Regions from separate parts of the Homo sapiens genome. Here regions 2, 3 and 4 are each linked to region 1. Evidence: chromatin contacts called from ENCODE Hi-C or POLR2A ChIA-PET data. All regions are on one chromosome and are shown on one strand. Each heading gives the region's core, a stretch centred on a gene start or an enhancer-like site at or near the end of the contact. The rest is flanking DNA. Distances are from core to core; before and after follow the strand shown.

Region 1 (6,453 bases), core at 2,714-5,213:
AATCTGAGCCGAGGCCCATCTGGCGGCTCCTCATTCTGGGATCAGGCTGAAGCCACTGTGGGGCATCGGTGGTGACACTGAGGGCTAGGGCAGGTGTGCAGGGAGCAGTGGCCCAGCAGCTGTAGGCTCTGCGCCCTCTGCCACATCCAGCCCTCAGAGCACCCATTCAGGGTCAGAACCCAGCATAGACTTTAATCCCGCAGTTCTGGCAGCTGGAGGGGAGGGGATGCCCGTGGGCAGAGGTTCTGTGGAATTGGCAGAACCCTTCCCCACCCCACACTCAGCCACAGGCTTCATCCTCTCATCTCCCAGCTTTGTCTGGAATGGTCTCCTCTTTCGAGTAAACCCTACTGATTCTGCCTAATTAGCTCTTCATATGAAATCCCCAGTTACTCTGGGAGCAGCCTCCATGGCGGATCTCCCTGGAGCACGGAGGTGGAGACGCAGGCGAACACACCTCTCTGCAAACTGAATGGATGCAATTGGTCCCCAGGGCCTGAGTCTAACATGGGCCCTGGGCCTCACTTTCCCAGAAGGCCTGGATTCCTAAATGTGGGAGTCACCTTCAAATGAGGCTGCGTCTAGAGTCTCAGAGAAACGAGGACTGTGAGGACCCAGTAGCCCCCTTGGGGCAGTCACCCACAGCCTGGCGCTGATCAAAGGCTTTGCCTGCCCCTCCAACCCCGACACCGGGAACATGCGGTTGGGAGCCCATGCTGCAGATGGGGAAACCGAGACACAGACGAGTCAAGTGACTTGCCCAGGAATCCAAACCCAGGAATCCGGACCCAGGGAGTCCGGCCACAAAGCTCAGGCACTGACCCACGAGCCCTAATCCCCATCTTTACAGCCCCCTCCTTCCCGTCCTCACGCCCAGATGCACCTGGGATGAACGTACTTTTACAAAGTCAATGTAGTTCTTATTTCCTGAACAGCACCACGATAAAGAGTTCGTTTGTTCCTTCAACATTTCAGCCAGCCCGTGGTTTCTATAGCCCTTTCTTGGCATTCCTTCACTTTTAATACACTGGAAGCCCCAAGAGGGAAGCCCCCTGGGTCTTTCCTTGGTGACCTGCTTCTGCCAGCAGCGAGTGGGGCTGCGGGTGGGGACCCAGGACCTGGGACAGGACAAATCCCGGCTCAGAGGCTCCTTGACTGCGTGCCCCTCGGGGAGCGCCTTCCCCCTTCAGCTCCTTCAGCTCCACAGTGGGAGGACAGCGACAACCATGGTGCCCCCCTAGGGCTCTCGTGAGGATTCAGTGAGGTGATGTGCACAGCCTGCGACACACAGTAGGGGTTCAATCAGCACCAAGCATCAGTGTCCCTGCAGTCCCTATGGGGCACGGGGATCTGCCTCACCTGTTAATCAGGAGGAGGAAGGCGAGTCTTTCCTTTTCTTTTTGGAGTCAGTCTCTCACTCCATCACCCAGGCTGGAGCGGAGCAGTGGTTTGATCATGGCTCACTGCAGCCTCGACCTCCCTAGGCTCGGGTGATCCTCCCACCTCAGCCTGGGACCACAGGCTTGCACCACCACCCCAAGCTAATTTTTTTTCTTTATTTTTAATAGAGACAGGGTCTCACTATGTTACCCAGGCTGGTCTCAAACTCCTGCGCTCAAGCAATCCTCCAGCCTCAGCCTCCCAAAGTGCTGGGATGACAGGCGTGAGTCAGGGCACCTGGCTCTAGACTTTCGTCGACGTCCTTTCTGGCTCAGACATTCTGAGCCTCCACCATCGGGTAGGGTCAGACCTTCTGAGCCTCTGCCATCCAGACAGACCCAGATGGATCAGAGGAGGGTGCGAGGGTGAGGGTGAGGCAGAGTGTTCCCAGTCCCTCTTTATGGCCAAGACTCTGCAAACAGGACATGGATCTGGCTTGGATAGGACACAGATGTGACAGCCCTCATGTCTCCCCAGCCTCAGTGCCCCAGGACCCCCTGCCCTCTTCCTGACAGCAGGGGATGTGAGGGAAGGAGGGCAGCCCTGCATCCCACACCCAGGCCCCCTCCCCTCCCCTGATACCCAGCAGCCACGGGTCCATCGTCTTCCAGTGTCAGCCACGCACCATGAAAACAGATACCACCCACCGGGGCCATTCCTGTGCTGTTTTTCAAAGAGCTGTTTGGGCCAAAAGCCAGCAATGCAAGTCTGTGTGCCCTGCAGGGCTGGCCCTCCTCCAGCTCTTCATCTCTGAACCTCCTGTCCCTGGAGCAGCTCATCTCAGCCCTGCCAGTGTCTGGAAAGTGCCCATCATCACCTACAGCTCTAGGAGGGCTCTGGCGAAGCACAAATCAGGACCTGAGAGCATCTCCCGTTACCCATCAGCCCCGTGGCGGTGACATGTGTCCAGCAGGCAGCAGAGCCACTGGGAGGGGCACAGGGTGGGTTGGCTCTGATTGGAGCGGACATGGCAAGAAGGATCTGGAGGTGGAAGCCAGGGCAGCAGGGCCAGCTGCAGGGTGGGGGTGCTCGGGCAGCCCAGCATGGGGAACTGGAGCCTGGAAAGTGCTGGAAGGGAAACATTGCAGGAAGCAGGAGGACAGGGAAGCACCCACCCCACATGCTGGGCAGAGGCTGGCTAGGGACCCGCCCTGGGAGTGGATGGACTTGAATCCTGGGCCCCTCTGCTGAGACCCTCAGGACTTCGGGATGGGAAAACAGAACAGCACAGGGCCGCTGCAGTGACCCAGGGAGAGGAGCTGAGCCAAGCCACCCTCACGCACCCAAGGACCTGCCCCTGGGCCACACCCCAGACAGAGCCCCGGGCTCAGGGTCTGGAGCCACACGGCCTGGGCTCAAATCCAGCCACTGTCCTTGTGAGCAAACTTTGGCTGCAATAATGGGAGGTGCAGCTGGTGAAGGCGCTGGCAGCGGAGGCATTTCCTTAGCATCCCTCTCCTAACCACCCCTGCCCCACTCCAGCCCTCCAGGGAACGCTACCAGTGCCCGGAGGGAGGCAGCTTCAGGCTTGGCTTTCGGCCTCCCCTGCCTGCAAACCCCGAGCTCCAGGCTTGCAGTGGGAGCCTCCCAGGAGCTCTGGGCAGGAGGCCCGCAAGGCTAGGCGGGGCGCCCTGGCCCACAGCGCCATCTAGTGGCCGTCACTTCCACAAAGGTGCACCAGTGACTGTGGGTTTCTGGTCACAAGCTTCGTAAGCACCCCGCTTTACAGTGCATAAGGGCCTTTCATATCCTTCTCCTCCAATCAGAAGAGAGGAAGGGAAAAAAGAGAAAAGAGAGAAGGGAAAGATCCCCGAAAGGAAAGAATTGAAAAATCGAGTCAAGCTCACAGACATATGTTATGGGACAAAGACAAATATAGAAAAGCTTAGAGAGAGAGAAAGAAAATGAGGGGGACGAAAGTAAGAAAGAGACAAATTTTAAAAAGTTTTTAAAAAGAGAGAAAAAAAGAGAAAATATTCACGGCAAGCCCAGCCCAGGAGAGGGATAGCGCCAGTGCCCATTGTCCAGACGATTCCAGGCCCCGCCTCCAGGCTGGCTCTGTCCCAAATACCTGCACCCAGGAGCCAGCCTTCGGTCTGAGTGCTGGAGCCCGGGGAACAGCAGCCTCTGGGCACTACGCGGTCCCCAGCACCACCTGCTGGACAGACAGGGCACTACACTTATCCCGGGAAGTTCCACTTTGGGGCCCTGGAGGAGACTCCTGGTACCCCCGCAAGGCAGCCAGGTGGGCGTAAAGTCTCCATTTCTCAAAGAAGGAAGCTGAGGGTCCCAGAAAGACAGAGAATCTCAGATATGGCCACTCAGCAAGTATCAGGTGTTGACAGATTCAGGAGCAGGCGAGGGTGTCTGACTTCAAAGGTCCTAGTCCAGCCCCCCATGAATGAACCCACGTGGCAGACACAGAGGTTAGAGGGGCCCGCTTGGCCACAGATGGGTGTGGCTTGCGCCCCCCGCTCTGATCACTGTGCTAACCCTGCTTTCTTCTATTAATATTTAGCCGTGATTCACCACTGTCTGGCCCTGGGCTACAGTATGGAAGGGGTGTGGTTCCTGCTCTTACTGCTGGGGGGAAGGTGGACAGGAAGTACACCAACAGTTATTTAGATAAAATCATAAAGCGGTCAACACACCCCATCGTACCTTCCACTTCCTGGGTGGCCTCTGTTGCAGTCCACGCCAAGGGGCCATCTCTGGGTCAGCACCTTTTGACAGATGAAAAAACTGAGGCTCAGAGGAATTCAACCACCTGGGCCCTGCCCTCATCCTGGAGGAGCAGAGAAGGAGAGGCTCCGAGAGACGTCAATGCGGGGCTGCGCCTGCCCCTTGATTCTCCATTGGACGGCACAGTGACTCCGGGTCACCAGGTCCTCCCCGAGCTGACATCGCCATGGCAAGTCCAGAGCTAAGGATCTGGCCGTCAGCGTGAGCAGGCCGGATGAGTGCTCGGACCACGTGGCTCCGGGGAGCTGGAGAGCTGGCACCCTCCTCAAGAAGACAGCCGCTCCTCAGCTCCAGCTGACATGTAGCCAGGTGGGAATGTGGACCAGTGTGACCAGAGCTTCTGATTTTTTCTTTAATCTTTTTTTTAAGAGGCAGGACCACACTACGTTGCCCAGGCTGGAGTGCAGTTGGCTATTCACAGGTGTGATCAAAGCGCACGACAGCCTTGAACTCCTGGTCTCAAGCAATCCTCCCACCTTTGCCTCCAAGTAGCTGGGACCACAGGTGCGCACCACCACACCCAGCTCAGAGCTTCTGATTTTCGAGACAAACTAAAAATCAGAATTCAGAGATGAAATTTGCTGGTTCATAAATATAATTCATTTTTTTAAAACACCATATCAGGAAGGAAGTAAAAAAAAAAACCCACATTTAGTTCCAAGTTTCAGCCTGGAGCCATCAGTTTGAGACCTCTTGTCTCCTGCAAAAATGTCCGCTTGCTCTGAGAGGCCCTTCGTGCTTAGTTTTATACTTGGAGAAACACATCTCGGAGAGGGAGGTGGGCCCGGCTCTCCCTCCCAACTCTGCAAGCACAGCTCTGAGCCTGTAAAGTATGCAACTTGCTCAAGGCCACAGAGAGCCGGCTGGAAACCCAAGCTGCTCCTGCCTACGGCCCCAGGAGAATGTATGTTCCTTCTGCGGGCCCCCAGGGTGGAGGAGAGGCTGAAATCGATGCTTTCTAGAAACGTGTCTGCCTGAAGGAAGACGTCCAATCCTCCCTGTTGACCTCAAATATAGATTGAGGTAACAGGTCTTCCCTCGAAGTGATTTTCCCTGGATCCAAACACTGGCCTCAGATAATTCTAAATAATCAATCCATGACTGTGCCTGAAACCCCACCAGGATTCCCTCTTGCCTGTTAGAGTATTGAGTCCTTTGAAACCTGTAACTGAGAGACGCGAGGATCTCTCTCTGGGAGGGATCCAATCTGGGCCTTCAGAGAATGTAATCTGCAACAGGTTAGTTTGGAAGGAAAAGAGACTGAAAGAGAAGGGGCTCGAGTGTGAAATGGCAGGGCTGGGTGCAGCACCATGGTACAGGGGAGTCCCAAGGGTGGCCATGACCCAGAGGAAACTGTCATCGATTTCAGCATTTTCCAAAGGATTGGAAATCGGGAAAAGATGGAATAAAGAAGAGGCCATACGCAACATACCGAAACCCGGTCTCTATAAAAATTTTTAAAAATTAGCCAGGCATGGTGGTGTGTGCCTGTAGTCCAGGCTACTTGGTAGGCAGCATACTGAAACCTGGTCTCCACAAAAAATTTAACAAATTAGCCAGGCGTGGTGGCACGTGCCTGTAGTTGCAGTTACTTGGGATGCTGAGGTGGGAGGATAAATTGAGCCCAGGAGGTCGAAGCTTAAGTGAGTCATGATCGCGCCACTGCACTCTACCCTGGGTGATAAGAGCAAAAGACCCTGTCTCAAAAAAAAAAAAAAAGGACGAGGGGGCACAGGGCTGGCACAGCAGAACAGGTCTGCAGCCCAGGGAATGAGGTTTCTCTGACTATGCAAACAAACCCAGGCAGCTTCATAAAGATCACCTGGGCCCAGGCAGGTGGAGAACCTGCTGACAGCCTAGGATGCAGCCACCAGGCCCAGGTGTGCACGCAGACTCTCTATTCTCATTGGTGCATTTCACGTCTGCCCAATAGGCCTGTTTGTGGCCAGCGTAAGTTCTGGCTGACTGGGGGTCCGGCACGACCATGTTGTGGGTATTTTGAACTCCACTCCCGCCTGGATCCAACAGGCCTTGCAGGTTGGAGCGAGGAGGATTCTATGGCACCCCTTGGATCCACACTGTCCCCTCAGCACAAGTAAGCCACCCAGGAGGAGGTGTGGAATTCCTGGGAAAACAGTCACTTTTTCCTACCTTCACAGTGAAATGGGAGCTCAGAATCCAGGGGGGAAAAAAGCTGAAATATCAAATAAGGCCTGTTATTTTCCTGTATACCTGGGTTGCAGGCAATCCGTGCAACCTCGGGTCGTCCTC
Region 2 (6,453 bases), core at 1,179-3,678, 740 kb before region 1:
GCAAGACCTGATTTCCCAGCAGGAAGGTTGTCTTAATTAAATCTTATTTGTCAAGAAGGCAAGATGTATTTGTGTTTCCTCAGGCTCCCATTATTATAAACTTCGCAATGTTTTCTCTGAGAAATGCTCCTTTTCTGCTCAAAAGAGCTGATTGTTGCTGTTTTTCTCTCTTCCATTGTGAGAAGGAAATGCTACAAGTTCTTTGTCAGGTAATCAATTATCCTCCTTAAAGGATCCCTGAAGTGTCATTTGAAAATTATGGCTCCTGAAAAATAATAAAATGGCCACTTTAACATATTGTTGCCTGTCAGAGTGAGTTTCTCTCCCCTGCAGAGTCACAGAGCCTGTAAATTGCCCGTGGTAATGACCTCTGGCTCCAAATGCAGTCACTGGTCTCTGCACAGATAGACACTGTCTGTCACTTCTGGGGTTTCACTGTTGACGCTGTGTCTCTTTTAGCTTCTAGGAAGCCCTGTAATGATGCTGTAATTAGCAATGCATCCTTCCCTCTCTCCCAACTCCAATTGCTGTAATTTATGTCTCTCAACAATACTTACACCAAGCACGCCATCTGTACCACTGTGTGGGGAAGGAAGTTCTCAGGTTCAAGGTCTCAGGGAGATAAACACAATTTTAAGTTCACAGACATCCTCAGCAATCAACATCAACTACCACACCAAGAAAGCAAGACCTTGGTATTGTTGGCGAGTAGCAGGTAATTGATGATCTTGTCAGCATGATCTACTGTCCCTGATCTGTATCAATATGAAATAAGAAACCATTTAAGAGGTGTCAGGAAAACATGTCAGGCCCCCCTCCTCCTCCTCCTACCATTTGACATTGACTCATTCACATATAAAATTGAGTCTTTGTGATGGTGAAGTGTTAAAGACCCCGTGTAGTCAAATTACTATCATGAAACCAGTGAGTGGAAACAAGTTATTAAATGTCCCTGGTTCCTCCTCATTCAAACAGGTGGAAGAAAACAAACAGAAAGCTTAGATGCAAATGTGACTTCATGCCCAAGTGTTCGTGAGAACCAATATACGCCAAGAAAGAGAAAGCCGGGTGGTGCCCCAGATAATTCGGGTGAAAAAGACTTCTACCAGAAAATCAAAGACATCCAGGCACAGCTTGAGGATGCAGCCGTAGTCCATCCATCGTGTCTTCTTGTGAATGAGCCTCAAGTTTCTTAGCAACACAGGACACGCTAAGTGTCCCTGTGACATTCAGTGGAAATGTTGAAGCATCACTGAAATTCCTTGAGCCAAGGTGCACCTGTTCAGGTCTCAAGACCTTTTCTGAGAGCTGGGCAGACCACCTTCCCTCACTGGGCTTCAGCTTCCTTATTTAAAACTACACATTCCTTTGGACATTCCTTGTTTCTGCCCAATGCAAGATAAAGGAGAGGTGGCAGAAAAGTTGAACTTGTTTCTGCTGGTGTTCCCGGAAGAAAAATCTTGATCTCAGGGCATCCTGAGGTGTGTCCTTGGGAGAATGGATCCTTGATGTTATGAATGAATTGTGTAGGAATCGCACCCTCTAATGGAAAGTCGAACTTTCAGACTCGCCAAAAATCCAAAAAGAGGGTTCTGAAGTGTATGTGGAATCTTCATGTGTCTTTTTGCAAGGACATTACTCATTCATTCCCAAGGCATTGGGCCGTTCCACTGTAATTCACAGTTAGTTGGTTAATTGCTGGTGTAGACCCCAACATTTAGATATCCTACTTCCTTGCAAGCAGAGCCCTGGTTTTGCTCAGATGCTGGGAAGCAATGTGCTCTCTGACACCAGGGAGTGGATTACCATTGGTCTGAGCCCAGCATGGCAGTCTCACTTACTTTTAGTAATTGGCTTGGAGGGGACATTGAGTCAGGGCTAGTCAATGAGATGTAATTTGGGAGTCTATTGGTGGGGGCTTCTGGGGTCTCTAAGGGGATCTGTGAGGAGCAACTCTCTCTTTTCTCTCTTCTTTATTCTGGTCATGGTTCTGAGTGGATGTCTTGGCAGGTGAGATGGCAGCCATCTTGTCTCTATGAGGGCACAAGGCAGAGGAGAAGGCTGGCACACAGAGGAAGGGAGAGCAGAGCCAGGGGGCATCAGCAGCAAGTGGCTGAGGTGACCAGCAGGGGACTTGCCTACGTGTGGCTCTCAGACCTTTCCTTATTGCTGCAAGCATTTCCCTCTGAGAAGGACCAGCTCTACCCACACTCTACCACTCCATCTGCAAGCCCAGAGGTGCCCAGGAGTCCCTTGGCCTCCATATGAAGCTACCCCTTCCCTGGCCCACACCTCAGCTGACAGGGGCTGATAGGAAGCTCCACAATGCTGCGTGAGCCTGGAAAGATCCCCACCTTCCTGCTCCTAAAGACACACCTTCCCCACCACATTCCACCCTGAGAGCATGGAATTAATCACCGGATACCTTCTATTCCTGTTGAAGTCCATCTCCTCGTGAAGCCCGCCTCCTGGGTCATCCTTTGTCCCCTGGACTCTCAGCCCTACATGACCCAGTGGGAAATGAGGCCTGAGCCCTATTTCTCTGGCCCTTCCTGCCCTGTTTCTGTGTCAGTTTCCTTTGTAGCATTGTCATTGTCTGACTCAGTCTTTCCTGGGGATCCTGGAGACAATCATCTTAGCCCAGGTCTCCTCACCCAGAGCCAAGGCCAACTGAAAGAGTCAGTGCCTTTGGGGCGCAGTGCCTTCGGGGCAGATGCAGCCCCAGGGGTCCAGGGTGGGGAAACGGGAAGCGAGGTGGGGAGGCTGGGAAGTGATGACTGAGCTGATGACAGCCTCCCAAAGACCCAGCTGGTCACCAGGTCACGTGGAGCATTTCCAGACAAGCTGTGCAGAAACGCTCCCCACAGGATGGCCCATATGGGGATGGTTGGGAGGGGCCATTTATAGCTAATCTCTCTTTTTTCCTCTCCCTTGAGGGTGCAGGTTTGCTCTTCAGGGAGTCGTCTCTTTCTTTTCTTTTCTTTTCTTTTTTTTCTTGTTGAGACTGAGTCTTGCTCTGTCATCCAGGCTGGAGTGCAGTGGCATGATCTCAGCTCACTGCAACCTCCACCTCCAGGGTTCAAATGATTCTCCTGCCTCAGACTCCCGAGTAGCTGGGATTACAGGTGCCTACCACCATGCCTGACTAATTTTTGTATTTTTAGTAGAGACGGGGTTTCACCATGTTGGGCCAGGCTGGTCTTGAACTCCTGACTTCAAGTGATCCACTTGCCTCGGCCTCCCAGAGTGCTGGGATTACAGGCATGAGCCACCACACCTGGCCGAGTCTTCTCTTTCTTAACACCAGGGTGCATCACCCAGTCCCTTGGCAGCTGCTGGGGAATCCAGATCCCACGCTCATTTTTGTGGCAACTTAGCTGAATCCAGAATTGGTGGAGGATCCAGAATCTTGGGGCGTCGGTCTCAGGCCGTGTGTGGTGTAAGGCCTGAAACTGAAGTGTAATATTAAGTACGGCCTTGATGTCTTTGAGCTTCACAGGGCTGCAGAGGCCAAACTACTAGTTCCCTTCCCTCACCAATATGCTCCCAGCTCAGTGGGAAAGACTCCCACCTGGTAGGTTTACCTGTCAACTGGAGCAGCCACGCTCCACCTGGTCCTCAGCTTAACTGGCTTCACCTCTCTGCCCACAGGAACCAGGGGTACCTCACCCCGTTGTTACTTCAAGGTCTGCCTCCCACAGCCCCTCCTGTTCTCTCTGTTCCCAGGTGCACACCCTGTGGCTCTGCAGGGCGCGTGTTATCCTCCCCTGCGGGCTGTATTTGTGGCCGACCCACTGCCCGTCTCATGTGTGCAGCGCTGGGTGTTGTGTGCTCGGCCATCTCATACTATTTAGGGCGAGGATGCATCCCTCACCGATGGGGTGAACGGGAGGTAGTCGGAACACAGTGGTGTCCTGTGGACCTGCGCTGAGTCAGTTCCTGCAGTGGAAGCTGGGGAAACCAGAGGTGACACGCTGCATGGGTCTGATACACAGCCCGGAGAGTTTGCATCTCATTTGCTTGACAGTTTTTCTCTAGTGGAAAATATACTTATTTTTTTTTCTTTTTCTTTTCTTTTCTTTTTTTTTTTTTTTGAGATGGAGTCTCACTCTGTTGCCCAGGCTGGAGTGCAGTGTCACGATCTTCGCTCACTGCAAGCTCCGCCTCCTGGGTTCACACCATTCTCCTGCCTCAGCCTCCCGAGTAGCTGGGACTACAGGTGCCCACCACCACGCCTGGCTAATTTTTTGTATTTTTAGTAGAGACGGGGTTTCACTGTGTTAGCCAGAGTGGTCTCAATCTCCTGACCTTGTGATCCACCTGCCTTGGCCTCCCAAAGTGCTGGGATTACAGGCATGAGCCACCGCGCCTGGCCCAAACTACTTTTTAATGAATGGCCTCTTCGGAAACTGCTCAAGGGGGAAAGATGACTCTGGTTCTTGCAGCCAAAGTCTGTTTCCCTTTGCACTAAGACTGATTTGTAATACTCATCATAGCCGTTCATTTTACTTTTGTGGAATGAATTCCAGGAGAATTTCTCTTTTACAAGCCTATCAAATATTAGGTGGTTTTGAGCAAGAGCTTTCATAAGCAGTGTGTCAGGCTAACCCGCAATAATGTGAGAAATTTAAAAAATAATTTGATTATTTTCCTTACCTCTGCCTCCCCAGTGAATGGGATGACGTGAAAAGTGTGATGGGGATGACTTCAGAGGCAAGGCTCCGTCTTCACAGAGAGAGGCCATGCAGCCTGGCTTCACCCAGTCAGACCACATCTGTGATTTTCTTGCTCTCCTTTTAGCCTGACACACTTTGTTTCTTCATTTCACTTTGATTTTTGAGATATAAATCGAAATCCACATACAATTCACACTTTAACAGTATAAAATTCAGTGTTTTTTAGTATTTGCAAGGTTGTGCAACCTTCAATATCAAATCCCAGAACATTATTATTGCCAAAAAGAAACCTTGTACCCATTAGCAGTCATTCTCCAACTGTCCTAGGGAATTACTAATTTATTTTCTGTCTCTATGGACTTGGCTGTTATGGACATTTCATAAATGGGACCATATACGATGTGATCTTTTGTGTCTGGCTTTTTTCACTTGCTATAATGTTCTCAAGGTTCATTCACATTGTAGCATGAATCAGCATTTCATTCCTTTTTATGCCTGAATAATATTCCATTGCATGGATAACTGTCATTTTTGTTTGTTTGTTTTATTATGTGTTTTTGAGACAGGGTCTTGCTCTGTCACCCAGTCTGGAGTACAGTAGCATAATCTCAGCTTGCTCCAACCTCCACCTCCTGGGTTCAAGCGATTCTCATGCCTCAGCCTCCTGAGTAGCTGGGATCACAGGCATATGCCACTACACCGTGCTAATTTTTGCACTTTTAGTAGAGATGGGGTTTCACCATGTTGTCCAGGTTGGTCTTGAACTCCTGGTATCAAGTGATCTGCCTACCTCGGCCTCCCAAAGTACTGGGATTACAGGCATGAACCACCACACCCAGCCTACTCTTTTGGTTTGAAGTGAGGAACAATTCAAGTTACCTTAAACAAACAAACAAAAGAATGTTAGGCCTCACGTCACTGAAGAGTCCAGAGGTGTGGTGGGCAGATTCCAGAATGATTCCCAATGACCCTTGTCCTTGAAAAGCCTCTTCCCCTTGAGTGTGGGTGGAGCTTGTGAATAGGCTACTACTCCTGTGACATCATATGACAACGGGGATTGTGCAGATCTAATTAAGGCTATTAGTCAATTGACTTTGAGGTAATCAGAAGGCAGATTAGCAGGTGGACCTGACCTAATCACACTAGCTGTTTGAATCTGGGCCTAGAGATCAGAGACAGAAGTTAGGAATTCATATCACAAGAGTGATTCAAAATGCCATTGACTTAAAAATGGAGGGGCCCAAATGCCAAAGACTCGGGAGGCCTCTAGGAGCCGAGAGTGGTTCCTGGCCAGAAGATGGGAATCTTGGAACCTTAGTCTTTTCATGTTTTGTTTTGTTTTGTTTTGTTTCTCTGCACCCCCATGTTTATTGCAGCACAACACACAATAGCCAAAATATGGAATCAACCTAAGCGCCTGTCAGTGGGTGAATGGATTTAAAAAAGTGTTCTATACACAATGGGTTATTATTCAGCCATAAACAAGAATGACATCCTGTCATTTGCAGCAACATGGATGGAGCTAGAGGCCATCACTTTAAGTGAAATAAGCCAAGCACAGAAAGACAAATATCACATATTCTCACTCCCATGTGGGAGCCACAAAGGTGAATCTCGTGAAGATAGAAAGTAGATTGGTGTCTACCAGAAGCTGGGAAGGGTAGGGGGTGGGGGCATGAAAAGAAGTTGATTAATGAGTATGAATCCAAAGTCAGATGGAAGAAATATTTAGTATTGTGTAGATCAGTAGGGTGACTACACTTTACAATAAACTATT
Region 3 (6,453 bases), core at 1,451-3,950, 640 kb before region 1:
TTGGCTTTGGTTGTGTGACTTGCATTGGCCAATGGGACGTCAGCAGGTGTGACGTGGGCAAAGAGGTGGCATGTGCTAGCACAGCTGGTCTTGCCTGCTTGTTCTCCTGCCTTCCATCATGAGATAAATAGGCCTCTGGTTGTCCCTGTCCAAGGAAGATAGGAGACCCTCAGTACAGCAGACCTGGACCCAACTTTCAGCTTGCAGCCAAGAAAAGCCAGTCCTGGCTCAGATGTGATGAACCCCATCAGACCTGTGGACATGAGAATGAGAAATAAGTACTATCGTTTGTAACTGAGTTTGGGGGTGGTTTGTTACACAGTGTGACTGTGAGAGTAGCTGACTGATACAAAACTAGAGACCCAACATGCTGCAGCACTCACTAGCACCCGAATGCACCTGCCGTCAGGGCCATCTTCTCCGGACACACCATGCTTTCCATTGCCCCCAGGGCATCTTCATGTCAGATGATGGGTCCTTGCCCACCGCATCATGTTGGCCCCTGTTTCCAAGGGGCAGGACAAGCTCTTCTGGTCTAGTTCAGTGGAGCACTAACTCTGTGCATCAGGGGAGCTTTTGCTTGTTTGTTTTGTTTTGCTCTAATCAGACGTGCAAGGACCTATTGAGTTCTTCTAATGCAGAGAAAGCCTGTTTGGCTATCATTATGTCAGTTTCTTTTTGACTTTTGCAAACTTTCTTTCACTAAACATTCGTCAAACCTACAGCTGGCCTTTCTATGGTGACAACAAAATAACAGGAGTGTTTGTGTCCTCTTTGGATCACGCTGACATTTCTATCCACCCTGACATCTTTGCTGGAGAGAATCCAACTGTGCCCCCTCCTGACAACTGTTCCTGTTGGGAAGTTTCTTACTAAATAACCATCAGCATCATTATCATTGTGCGTCTTTTGGACAGGAAGAAGGGAGGGCAAAGTTCTGTCCCAGCCTATTAGGAGTCAAGAGGGAAGCAGACGGGAGCGGCTGACCTCTGACGGCTTCCCCAGGGGGCTCTGGCTGGGCTGCTCAGCTGTGTTGTCTCACAGCATATGCTTCACAGCTCCCTAGGACCTCAGTATCATTCTTACCATAGGACAGAAGAGGACAGCAAAGCTCAGAGAGGCTGTGTCACTAGCTTTAAGATTTAGTTTCAACCTTAGAGTTAGGCTTTCCCTCTTCCTGATTATAAACTGAAATTATAATAACAGCGAGTCAAGGCTTTCTAAACTAAGCATATTCACAGGAATATTGATTATAATAACCAAAAGCAAAACAAGAAAAAAAATAAAAATTGTATTGTCCAGAAATAGAAGATTGGTGAAGGCAGTTATCGTATATCTATATGAAATACATTGTAACTAATGAAATTTATGTTTTTGAAGGCTGCTTGATGGCCTGAAGAAATGAACATGGTATAATGTGAAGAAAACTCAAGGCAGAATCTGATGAGTAAATTAACAAAACTTCCAAACTAACTAAATTAAACATTTAGAATAAATCCTAATTTTATAAACCAAGTAGATTTTATATGTGCATTAAAAACACTGGAGTTAGATTTTATTTTTTCTCTATTTCTAGGAATATTTTATAAACTTTTCAATTACTTTTTAAAATCAGAAAATAAGTGAACATTCTTAAGAGTAAAAATATAATAAAAGCATAGAGCAGCCTTGAGGTGTGACGGGTAACTGTCTTATCATCTGGGACATTTTTTCATTTCACAAATGCTCCCTTCTTCTTTGGGATGCCTCAGGGCAGGGACCCTGTCTCCTCTCTGTCTTGGTGGCACCAGGAACAAACATGGCCCAATAAATAATTGATAACAACAATTGATAGCGCCTTGAAAGGAGTCCGTTCACTTCAGGTGGCTCACTAACTCCTCAAGGCTTTCTCTTAAGTGCATTTCATTTGTTTGATTTTTTTTTTCAACTTAAATGGATGAAAATTAAAGCCAGGAGAGAGCTGTTGGCTCGCGGACAGCCAGAAAGAGAAAAATAAATGAGTGCAGTCCCTGAAGGGCCACAGGGTGGGGGCTGGACCTGAGCACCTGCCGTGTCTGAAAGTCCATTTTTTGCCCAGTTGTTCTCTAAGGCACTATGATCTAAAAGTCAAAAAAGAAAATGGATGATGTATGGAACAACATTCAACATTGTTACTACAACATAAGAAAGTTGGATTTAGAGATCAGAGAGAACGGTCCCTGCATCAGAGTCACTTGCTAACAGGTGTGTACTGAGTACCCACCCCTGCCAGGCACTGCTCTGGGTGCTGGGACAGGGCAGGGAACAAAACAACGCCCCCTGCCCACCACCCACTGCGAGGTTACTTTCGAGTCTGGAGGACAAGCAGTAGCCATTGAACCGGCAACTGCATGATGTGCGGGAGGTGGGGGCTGTTCTAAAGGACGATAGAGGTGAAGGGCAAGGCCGTGTCAGGGGTCAGGAGGCCTCTCTGAGGAGGTGGGCGAGCCCTGGGAAGAGCATCCCAAGCAGAGGCACAGCAGGTGCACAGGCCCCGGGGCAGGAGAGACCTTGGTGATCCTGGGTGAGGAACAGCAGGGGGGCGGGTGTGGCTGGAGCCATGTGACCCAGGGGGAGGTGAGAGGAGATGAGGTCACAAGAGAGGGCGTGGAGTGAAGCGGTGAGGGGTGACCTGTGGCCTGTGGTCACTGTCTCCAGGTGAGCAGGTCCCAGTGGAGAGCCAGGGCTCTCAGGGGTCGTTCTAGGGGGAGGAGCATCAGCACCCCGGGGCCCTGCTGGGAAAGCCAGCTTTCAGGCTCTGCTGAGACCTCCTGAATTGGAACCTTAGGGTGGGCCTCGCCATCGGAGTTTTAACAAGGCCTCCAGAAGATTCTGACACTCACCAGAGTCTGAGAGACACAGCAGAGCTAGAACCCGGGCTCCAGTTTTCACCCAGGAGACAGGAGGATTCTGGCTGGAAGGGCAGGAGGGACTGGGGTCCCCCCCAGAAGGAGCGCCCCAGGACGATGCCACACAAGGTGGACATTCGCTCCTCCTGGGAATGTTCTCTAAGGGTTGCTTGGACAGGAAAGTGGCTCTCTGAGCTGCCTGGCATTGGAGATGCTGGGGTGAGTGCCCCAGGAGCAGGCCTGCACTGGTGACTGACAGGCAGGAAATAAACACCCCAGCTTCCCCTGTGTCTGGGTGACTCTGAGGGGCGTCCCGTACACAGATCCCAGGCTGCTCAGCAGGATCGAGTTGGGAAGGGGGTTCCAGGACAGGAAGCAGCATGACTAGAGGTGGAAGAACCTTGGCATATGCAGGGCACTGTGTGTAATTCCATCGGGCTGCAGTGTAAGCTTGCAGAGAGGAGGAGGGAGAGTGGAGTGAGATGGAAAGTGACTGATGAAATGTATGTCTCCCCAGGAACGTCGGTCACGGATAAGCCCCCAGTGAAGGGACTTAGGAAGCCTCTCCCCCTTCGTGTTCTTTCCCCAGAGAGTCTTCAGAGACTGGAAATGCTTGCCAGGGAGGAAGAACCACTTTCTGTCCTCCATCCTCAGGAGCACAGAAGGGTGAAGCTGAGCCCACATAGAGAAGCATCTCATGCTGTCTGCAGCGGCTGCAGCGCTCTCCTGGGGCAGGAGATGCTCAAAGGTCAACATGACTTTGAAAAGGGGCTGGGAGAAAAGCCCCCAGTGCTGGCTCTGGACTCACTATCCCAGGGCTCTTAAAGGGCTAAACATGACTAGATTGTAGTGAGCCTTTCCTAACATGCAAAGAAGCATCCAGGGATAATGTCTAAATACAGATGTGCTATTTCTCTCCTCCTTCTTTTTCAACTTTTCCGTCACCCTCAGTGTCCTCACAGCAGCTTCCCCTTGTCCTGTGACAAACCTGGAGCAAGGTGCTTTGGGTGGGAGGCAGAGTAACATGGGAGACCCTGAGTTCTGCATGTCTCTGCCTGTATTTCCCTCCTTCCTTCTAGTTCATGGAGGTAAACAGGTGTGGCGACTCCTCCTGGCAGGGACTTTCACAGGACAGAGGCAGAAGCTACTTGAGAAAGATTTAGCTCATCAGAGCGAGGGGCGGGGTGGAGAGGGAAAGAGATGGAGGAGAAGATTACTGAAGAATGGAAAGGTGCAATGTCCCCCAGGTCCTAGGGATGTGCTGGAATGCAGAGGGTGGCTGTGAGGTCCCACACCTGTAAGCGGGAGTCACTGGATTCCACAGGTGGCTGACCTGCTGACCAGAGATGTGAGCCCAGTTTCCTCTTCTGTAAAATCAGGCGTAGCCCGGTGGCTTTCAACCCTGGCTGTATGTTAGTGACACCTGGGAAGTTTTAAAGATTTCTGACGCCCACATCGGACTCCAGATCTATCAGATCAGAACATCTGGGTTTAGTATCTTTAGTGTCCCTCAGGTGACTCAAATATGCAGCCAAGATGGAGAGCACTAACCTAAGCTAAGTCCTGTTTATGAGAATTTAGAGACCAAGAAACACTTAGAGCAGGTAGGATCCTAAGAAATCACCTGATGCAACTCCTACCATTCGCAGGGGAAGAAACTGGTTTTCAGAGAGGCCAAATCATTCACCCAAGGACACAGAGCATGCTAGTGGCAGAGCCATTTCCAATATTCCCTCTGCCTCTTGACCTCCCTAGAAGACCCACTTGAAGCTCTCAACTTCACAGTAGAGCTGGGTCTGAGAGGCCCACATGGGATCCCTGATTCCAGGAAGGAAGCCCAGGCCTCCTGGCAGCTCAGTGAGTCACACTGCAGCAGTGGCCCTGAGGCCCCTCCTTGAAGAAAAATTCCAGGAGGCTTGAAATGCTCTCCAAGATATAGAAAAGGAAGATGTGCCTGGAAACTGGAGAAGATTGCACAGTGGATATAAATATTTGGGTTTTGTGGCTTCTTTTCCCCGCAAAAAATAAACATGGCAGAATTGCTTCTCACTGAAAGGGCGTCTGGGTTTCATAAACAGACCATAAAGAGGCACCTGGAGACCCAGAACATCCCCAAATCAGCATCTGTCCCTGCCTTCTGGCTGTACCTCCATCCTCCTCGGTCTCTCTCTCTCACCCAGGCTCACAATACAAGGAAGCACTCTTGCCTTTTGGAAAAAGGACGGCCTTCTCCCCACCACTTGTCTCTTGGCTCCTCCCACAGGTGGAGGGTGAATCTGATTGGTGGGAAGATAAGACTCTGGGCTCCTCCAGTGGGCGGGGCTAATATGCAAATGGTCAAAAGAGTTAGGATGCTTTTGGCGGCAACTAACAGAAAATGCAGCTAAAAGTGGCTTATTTTCTTGCTACGTAAAATGGGTTCCATGAACCAGCAATATCAGTTCATTAGAAATGCAGAATCTCAGGTAATACCCAACACTTACTGAATCAGAATCTGCTTTTCTCTTTTTAACAAGATGACCCAGGTGATTCATATGCATATTAAATTTTTTAATTACTTAGAGTCAAGTTTATTTTGCTTAAGCTTTCTACCTGGCTGAATATCTAATTACATATTAATTCCAAATCTTCCCCAACGCCCCTGCTACGTTTTCCTGTTTGAAAAAAAAATCACAATACCAGAAGGAATTGATTTCTGATATGTAATATACATTATTTAACCGCCTTCGTGCAGTTCAGGAAATGGGTTCCCCACATTAATTCATGGAGCCACAAAAAATTTAGTGAAATTTGGCTAAATAATTTTAGATTCACACGTGATTGTAAGAAATAGGAAAAATCTCACATGCACTTCACTCATTTCCCCCCAATAATACCATCTTCCTAATTATAGTAAAGTTTCACAACCAAAATATTGACTCTGATACAATCCATCTATCTGACCCGGGTTTCACCAGTTTTATATGCACTAATTAGTGTGTATTTAGTTCTTTGAAAGTTTATTACATGTTTAGATTCATGTGACCACCACCATTAAGATTGAAAACAGTTCCTTCCTAAGCATTCCTCACGCTGTCCTTTTATAGCTTGTTCCATGAAGAGCAGGTCTATGTAAACCTTTCCCCAAAGGCCCAGCAAGCTGAGAGGCTGAAGAAAGAAGCTGACAAATCCAGCTTCTATGAAAGAAACATTTAGTAGGGACCTACTAAAGCGATATTTCAGGTGGCTGCCAGACTGTGGATCCCTACACCCACTCTCCAGAAAATATCCTTTAGATAGGAAGCTTCTGTTTTTGTAAAATACGTGCAACTACTCACACCTCAGATTGTGACACTTGTGACCGCTAAGGAGGTTAGATAAACATATTTATGAGGGGTTATCTATGCTATAGGCATTGTTTCTTTTTCTTTTTATTATACTTTAAGTTCTAGGTTCATGTGCACAACGTGCAGGTTTGTTACATATGTATACATGTGCCATGTTGGTGGGCTGCACCTGTTAACTCATCATTTACATTAGGTATATCTCCCAATGCTATCCCTCCCCCCTCCCCCCACCCCATGACAGGCCCCGGTGTGTGATGTTC
Region 4 (6,453 bases), core at 1,390-3,889, 520 kb before region 1:
CTAACCTCCCTCATTGGCCGGGCATGGTCATGTGACCATCTTCCATTCAAAACTTTGCCCAGCAGAATGGATAACTCTGATTGGCCAGGCTGAGGTCACATGTCCACTCCTGGAGCCAAGGGTGGGGTCAGCCCCACACTAACTACAGGGAGAAGAGGTGGTTCTCCAGAGGGAAGACAACTGCTGCTACCATAAGCTGCAGAATGCATGCGAGGCAGACAAAACCTGGAAGGCCATGCCAGTGCTCCTTCCCCATAAGACCCACTGGACAAGGCAGCACCAGGTTCCTGGGCTCAGACATAAGAATGAGGCAGAAGCCAACAGACAGTAGAAAACCTGTTCTCTGTAGCTTCCAAGGAATGACGGGCCACAGGGCACCTTTGGCCTGATCCTTCTGCAGACCTGGCATTGCCCGGAGAGGCTATCCTCGGACACCCTAGTGAGATGACCGCATGCCCACACCCTCACTGACAAGCAGCCCACTTGCTGCCCGAAGGAGACTGAGTGGTGGCACTGTCCTCTCTCTCTGGCCAGGAGGCTGGCATTTGGCAGAGCTGCCAGTACTGGCAGCTGAGAGCTTCTCAGGGTCCATGCCAAGTGGTGTGACCCAGTGGGACTGAGTGTGAAACACCTGGCCCAGTGCATTTCTGAGCCAGACAAAGCCAGCCTCTCTGTGCACTGGGCATGAAAAGCAAGACCAGGCAGCCACGACTGAGGGACACCAGGGCATCAGCAGCTTGATGGGGAGACCAATTGTACTTTGACCCCATCAGCAGGAGAAACTCAGATACAATCCTTAAGCACGACTAGAGTGGGTGAGAGCAAGAGGGGGCAGAGGAAAGATACAAGGAGGCAGCTCAAACCCTCCCACAACTTCAAAGTGGGAACGGATTCCTCAGGACCCTCTCCTGGGCTCATTCACTATCTCCTCTTTCTTCTCACAAGCACATCCATTTTACAGGGCCCAAGGAAGAAGGTGAGGGTAGATGGGTTGGAAACTAGGAATGTCTTCCATTATTCACTTTTCTCATAATAATAGCACTCCTGAATTCTAGCTGGGTGTACAGCTGCACAGAGTGAAGACTACATTTCCCAGCCTTCTCAGGGCTGGGTGTGGCCATGTGACCAGGCTCTGGCCAATGAGACTGAGCAGAAGTGGTGAATGTGACTCCCTTCTGGAGTCCTCAAAGGGCAAGGATGGCAGCTCTCCCTTTCATGTGGTTGGAACCCAGACATGTCAGGGAGCTGTCATGGGCCATGTGGAAGAGGGGCACACCCTAGGGACGGCAACCACAAGACAGAGGGAGCCCGGTGCCTGCCTGACCCCATTGTAGAGTGGAGCTGCCCTACCACCTATGTTGAGGTCACTGTTGCTTTGGGTCTTTGCAGCAGCAGCCTAACTTATAGACCAGCTCTTCCAGATTGGAGGAAGAATCCAGAGAATTCCCCTCAAATACACCAGTGCCCTTCAGAAGAATGAAGTCAAAACACGGAGACAGAATCCTGGGACCTAGGGTGGGAAAGAATGGAGTCTAAGCTCTGCCCACCCATTCAGCAGGTAGGCAAGGTGAGCCTGTCTGCCACTGTTCCTGCTCTGAGGATAAGGAGGTGAAACAACCTGGTCAACAGCATTACCTCCTGGTGCTGACAGTTCCTGTGTGGGAAAACAGACAATCAATAAGTTAAAAACAAACAAACAAAAAAAGATGATATTTTTCTGAGAGTGGTGAGTCCTCTGAAGAAAGCAAGCAGGCCCGCTGGTGGGAAAGGCTAGTTTATGTTGAGTGGTCAGAGGAGCTGGCATCAGAGCTAAAATCTGCAAGTGGAGAAGAAGCTGCATGGGAAGACTTTCACAGTGAGGGAACAGCAGGGGCAAAATCCCAGAGGCAGGAACAGCTTTGCACAATCTCCTAAGAAAAATCTTATGATCCTAAGAGCTACACAGCATGCTTACTGCGCATTAGGAGTGGTTCTTGGCATTCCTATGTGTCATATCCTTTAACCCTCACCCCTAAGGTAGGCGTGATGATTTTCTTCTTCATTTTACAAAGCATGAAACTGAGACGGAGGGATGTTTAATCAACTTGCCTAGGTCCCACTGCTGATAAACAATCGAGCCAGGCTTAGAACTCCCTCCCTTCCCTCCCAGGCTGGGAACTCTCTCCCCTTCTGCACTTCCGTTTTACCACCGAGCCTTAAATCCTGCAGTGGCTTGAAAAATATAAACCCTGTAGTTGTCAGAGCTAATGAGGACAGGCCTGTCCTGTGGCCTCTACCCCATCCAGATCCCTGGCTGGCTTATTGAGGTGTCATAAAACCTCACTGAGTGAATATATGGAGAACATCCTTGCCTAAAAGGACGGTCAGGGGCACAGAACAACATTTCTTTCCTTCTTATTTCTCTAATGGAGCAGACCGTCTTGAAGCTGTAACTCAAGCCAATGTGGCAATCCACAATCAGCCATCACTGAGTGCCAGGGGTGGGTCAGCACTTATGCCAGGATCCTGGGGTTAAAAGGTGAATAGACCACGGATCTCAGCCCCCTCAAAGATTTTGGTGCCCATCCCAGCCAAGCTCCTATGGCTTTTATTTCCTTGAAAAGCAGCATCTGAGCAGAACAGCTAAAGAAGGCCAAGTAAGAAGCAGTCTTGGCTGAGTGTGATGACTCACGCCTGTAATCCCAGCACTTTGGGAGGCTGAGGCGGGCAGATCACTTGAGCCTAGGAGTTCGTGACTGACCTGGGAAACATGGCAAAATCCTGACTCTACAAAAAATACAAAAAATTAGCCAGGCATAGTGGTGCATGCTGGTGGTCCCAGCTACCCAGAAGGCTGAGGCTGGAGGATTGCTTGAGCCCGGGGAGATGGAGGCTGCAGTGAGCTGAGATTGCACCACTGCACTCGGCCACTGCCTTCATTCAGTTCCCTGTTTCTTTTGCTGTCATCTGCTACTGATCTCTTTGTTTCCAGTCTTGTCCTAAAATCCCATTTCCAGAGATCCTGTCTAAAAAAAAAAGAAGCACACAGTCTTGTTGCAAAGGAATCAAAGATCAATAAAATTAATGTCCTGTGAATAAAACCATGAATGAAAGCCCCTCTTTGCCCCAGTTTCCCCTTCACTTCCACTTCCCTCCCTGAAAGCCAACCTTATCAATGGTTTGTATCCTTTCCTAGAGTTTGGTTTTGCGTAAATAGGGGTACAATGCTTTAGATATTGCTGATCCTTTTGATTCCGCTTGTGTCCCCTGATACTTTTGCCTCCCAAATATTTCCTAACGTCCACCCCCTTCTCTGCAGCCATTGCCCTCATTCAGGTTCCTATTTCTCTTGCTGTCATCTGCTGCAGATCTCCCTGTCTCCAGCCTTGTCCTAAAATCCCAATTTCAGGATCCTGCTGGAGAAATCTAATTAAAATGCAAATAAAACCACGTAAGGGACATTTGAGACATTCTGAAGCTACCCAGCATCTTCTGAATGTCCACCTGGTGTTGAGATAGTCTCCCATTGTGCAGTTTCTACCTCTCCAGGAAAGAAACCAGAAGACATTCATCCAGACTCCCTTGCTGCTGGGGGCAGTCATGTGACTTTGGCTTCTCCAATCATATCCTCTCATTTGAGGCTATGATTTGGGAGGGAATATGGAGGCAGCTTAGACAGACAGAACTGAGGTTTTCTTAAAGCGAGGGAGTGGAGGCATCTGGTTGTTCTGGGGTGGCAGGTGCACTTTCTGGTGTCTAGTGCCCCGTGGTTTGGTGCAACTCCTAGCTGTGTGTTTCCTGATCTATGCGCTGGCCCTTTGGAAGAGTCTCTGTGCCACCTACTACCCTTTAATGAATTTCTGTTTTGCGTAAGCCAGAGTGGATTCTGTTGTTTGCAATGAAGCAGACTGATTGTTACAGATCACATCACTCTCCTATACAAACTCTTCCTGTGTAAAAGTTTTCATTGGTTCCCCTGCCTGCCTGCTCGCCCCCCTAGCCTCTCCTTCTGGTGCCCTCATTTCACATTTGTACTCCAAATATACACCAACTGTATGCTCTGCACCGCTCCTCCTTTTATGCTATTCTGTGTACTGAAATTTTTATCTTACTACTGGCTGTGATGTGCCCACTTCTCAGAAGAGACAGCTGAGTCTCATGGACATGGTCACATGGTGCTGCAGAGCCAGGATCAGGACTCAGTCTCCTGCCCTTCCATCAAACACACGATCTTGCTTTGGAGAAAGCGTCAACACCACTCAACCACTTTCAGGCTGAGGCCCCTTCTCCTTTGTGCTGAATGAAAGATCCTGTTAAACCCCCTTTCCCTGATGCCCCTTTGCCCACAGCACATGCACCACACCATGCCTAGGCTATGCTCCCTCTCCAGGCTCAGGCACCACCCCACACACTCTCCTTTGCCCAGGGAGCTTCCTCTGCCCAAACTGTCTTCCCCATCTCTGTGGTCTGGCTTTGAAGCCAGACTCCGTGGGTTCAAATCCTGACTCTGTCTCTTCTGAGATTAGGCAAGTCACTAAATCTCTCTATGGCTCAGTTGCCTTGTCTATAAAATTAAGATGGTGATGGTAGCCCCCTTAAGTGTGTTGAGTGGAATAACAGAAAAACACGGATGAGTCACTTAGAAGAGTGGCTGGCACTTAGTGCACACACGGTCAACGTTAGCTACTATTATTATTATTAATTGTTTTTTTTGAGACAGAGTCTCGCTCTGTCGCCCAGGCTGGAGTGCAGTGGTGCGATCTCAGCTCACTGCAAGCTCTGCCTCCCAGGTTCACGCCATTTTCCTGCCTCAGAGTAGCTACTCCCAGAGTAGCTGGGACTACAGGCACCTGCCACCACGCCCGCCTAATTTTCTTTTGTATTTTTAGTAGAGACAGGGTTTCACCGTGTTAGCCAGGATGGTCTTGATCTCCTGACCTCGTGATCTGCCCGCCTCAGCCTCCCAAAGTGCTGGGATTATAGGCGTGAGCCACTGCGTCCGGCCGTCAGCTACCATTATTTTTTATCATTATCATCATCATCTGGCAAAGTCTACATCTGCCCACCTCTCATGGCCCCTGTTCCCTCCGGGCATCCTCTCTCCAGTGGGAGGAGGAATCATTGCTTTCCACTTGCGGCTCCCAGGGCACCTGCACCTAGTCCTTACTTAAAGCACATGCCATGCCTCTTCTGAGTGCTACAGGCAGGAAGCAGAGTGGATGCTTAAGAGGCTGGACTCTGGAACCAGAAGGACTGGTTTCATTCCCTGGCTGTAGCTGCTTATGAGCTGTGTGACCTTGGGCAAGTGACTTAACCTCTCTGTGTGTGCCTCCGTTTCCTGGGGAAAATGGAGATGATAATAGGAGCGATTTCATGGAGTAGGTGTGGAGACCCAACCAATCTGTTCATCCTTTGTCTGGCACACGGGAAGCGATCAATACATGTTGGCTCATCTTAGTTGTTTACTGCCTGTCTTGCGCTCAACACTGTGGGTGTCTTCAGGGCACAAACCAGGCTTTATTTACCTTTGTGCTCCTGGCACCCCATGCAGTGCCTGGCCCTGTGAGTTGCCACGTAGGTGCCCTGCACTTGTGGTCTGCTCTCATGTCAGTTGTTTCTTTCATGCCTCCCACCTGAAGGGCACTGTTTCAGGCTGAACAAGTAGAAGATTGCCGCCCACCACACTTAATTCTCTTTTGGGCTGCTGGCCCAGGAGCTGAAGAAGGCCTAGGGCCTGGGGGACTGTTAGCTGTGGGGAGCTGGCACTTCTCGACAGGGGCCTTGCGGACCACCCGCTTTGATCCTTGATCGGGAGCATTTAGGACCTCATTTGGACTCATTGCGAAGGATGCCTCACACAGAAGGCCATGGCATATGCGATCTCTCAGGCTGTGCCAGATGGTGGGGCTTTGGCGGAGCTCCCTCTGTATCTGCAAGCCCGCTGACCCATTCAGAGGCTCCAAACTGCAAGAGAGAAATGATAATGGTGCTTTGAAATGACTGGAGCTGGGAGATGGCAAGGAGCCTGGCAAAGAAGGAACACACCGTTGTCGCTGGTACTTAGCTGTATTCATGGACCAGCAAAGCAAGATGGATTCCAGCCAGCTTAATGAGCCCCCTCGGTTAGCTGCCTGATTCATTCAATTTGACCACCATGCAAAAGATCTAGAATAGAACAGTGGTTAAGAGATCGGGACCTGGGGCCCTACTGCCTGGGCTCAGATCCAAGCTTCTCTGCTTACCAGTTGTGTGAACTTTTGACAAAGAACTTTAATGCTCTATGCCTCATTTCCTTATCTGCAAGATGGGAATATTTTTGCTATAACAGTGGGAGGACATACTGGATCGACAATGCTGTTTGCCTGTGTATCAGTGTGACAGAAGCTAACTCTTACACAGTTCTTACCACATTCCAGGAACTGTTCGTCACGTGGGCTTGCTCATTTCATCCTTACAACCACCCCGCCCACCAGG

The links. Hi-C counts contacts between places; a loop is a spot of excess contacts on that map. ChIA-PET counts read pairs that join two places held with the same protein, here RNA polymerase II (POLR2A). Pooled maps may share reads with other maps.
Region 2: a map of endothelial cell of umbilical vein shows a loop between it and region 1 (12-fold over the local background). The contact joins two enhancer-like sites. A Hi-C loop is called at or near these places in 1 of 168 maps with a recorded cell type or tissue (endothelial cell of umbilical vein), 1 of 37 single-sample maps with no recorded cell type and 2 of 50 pooled maps.
Region 3: a pooled map shows a loop between it and region 1 (3-fold over the local background). The contact joins the promoter of LINC01523 here to the enhancer-like site in region 1. A Hi-C loop is called at or near these places in 5 of 168 maps with a recorded cell type or tissue (OCI-LY7, PC-9, endothelial cell of umbilical vein and 2 more) and 19 of 50 pooled maps.
Region 4: a map with no recorded cell type shows a loop between it and region 1 (2.9-fold over the local background). The contact joins two enhancer-like sites. A Hi-C loop is called at or near these places in 1 of 37 single-sample maps with no recorded cell type and 1 of 50 pooled maps. POLR2A ChIA-PET finds 5 or more read pairs at or near these places in 1 of 52 experiments (MCF 10A).

Annotation. Positions count from the first base shown.
Region 1 is chr20:48,617,573-48,624,025 of GRCh38, forward strand. No RefSeq gene overlaps it. Among named protein-coding and RNA genes, the nearest start is that of PREX1, 210 kb to the right of the region's middle. RefSeq lists enhancers at 1,345-1,845, 1,881-2,589, 3,412-3,471 and a silencer at 2,982-3,111. Within about 2 kb of position 3,964, at least 9 of the 41 ENCODE cell types and tissues checked have a DNase peak (open chromatin) inside an H3K27ac peak, as active enhancers do; they include PC-9, where a contact is called at or near this core.
Region 2 is chr20:47,876,128-47,882,580 of GRCh38, forward strand. No RefSeq gene overlaps it. Among named protein-coding and RNA genes, the nearest start is that of SULF2, 94 kb to the left of the region's middle. Within about 2 kb of position 2,429, at least 3 of the 41 ENCODE cell types and tissues checked have a DNase peak (open chromatin) inside an H3K27ac peak, as active enhancers do.
Region 3 is chr20:47,980,526-47,986,978 of GRCh38, forward strand. It overlaps LINC01523 (long intergenic non-protein coding RNA 1523), which reads left to right and starts at 2,701. Exons shown (of 2, transcript NR_109942.1): 1 at 2,701-2,996; 2 at 3,457-3,788. LINC01522 (long intergenic non-protein coding RNA 1522) reads right to left here. Exons shown (of 3, transcript NR_110027.1): 3 at 1-253. RefSeq lists an enhancer at 2,584-3,083.
Region 4 is chr20:48,097,097-48,103,549 of GRCh38, forward strand. No RefSeq gene overlaps it. Among named protein-coding and RNA genes, the nearest start is that of LINC01522, 110 kb to the left of the region's middle. Within about 2 kb of position 2,640, at least 2 of the 41 ENCODE cell types and tissues checked have a DNase peak (open chromatin) inside an H3K27ac peak, as active enhancers do.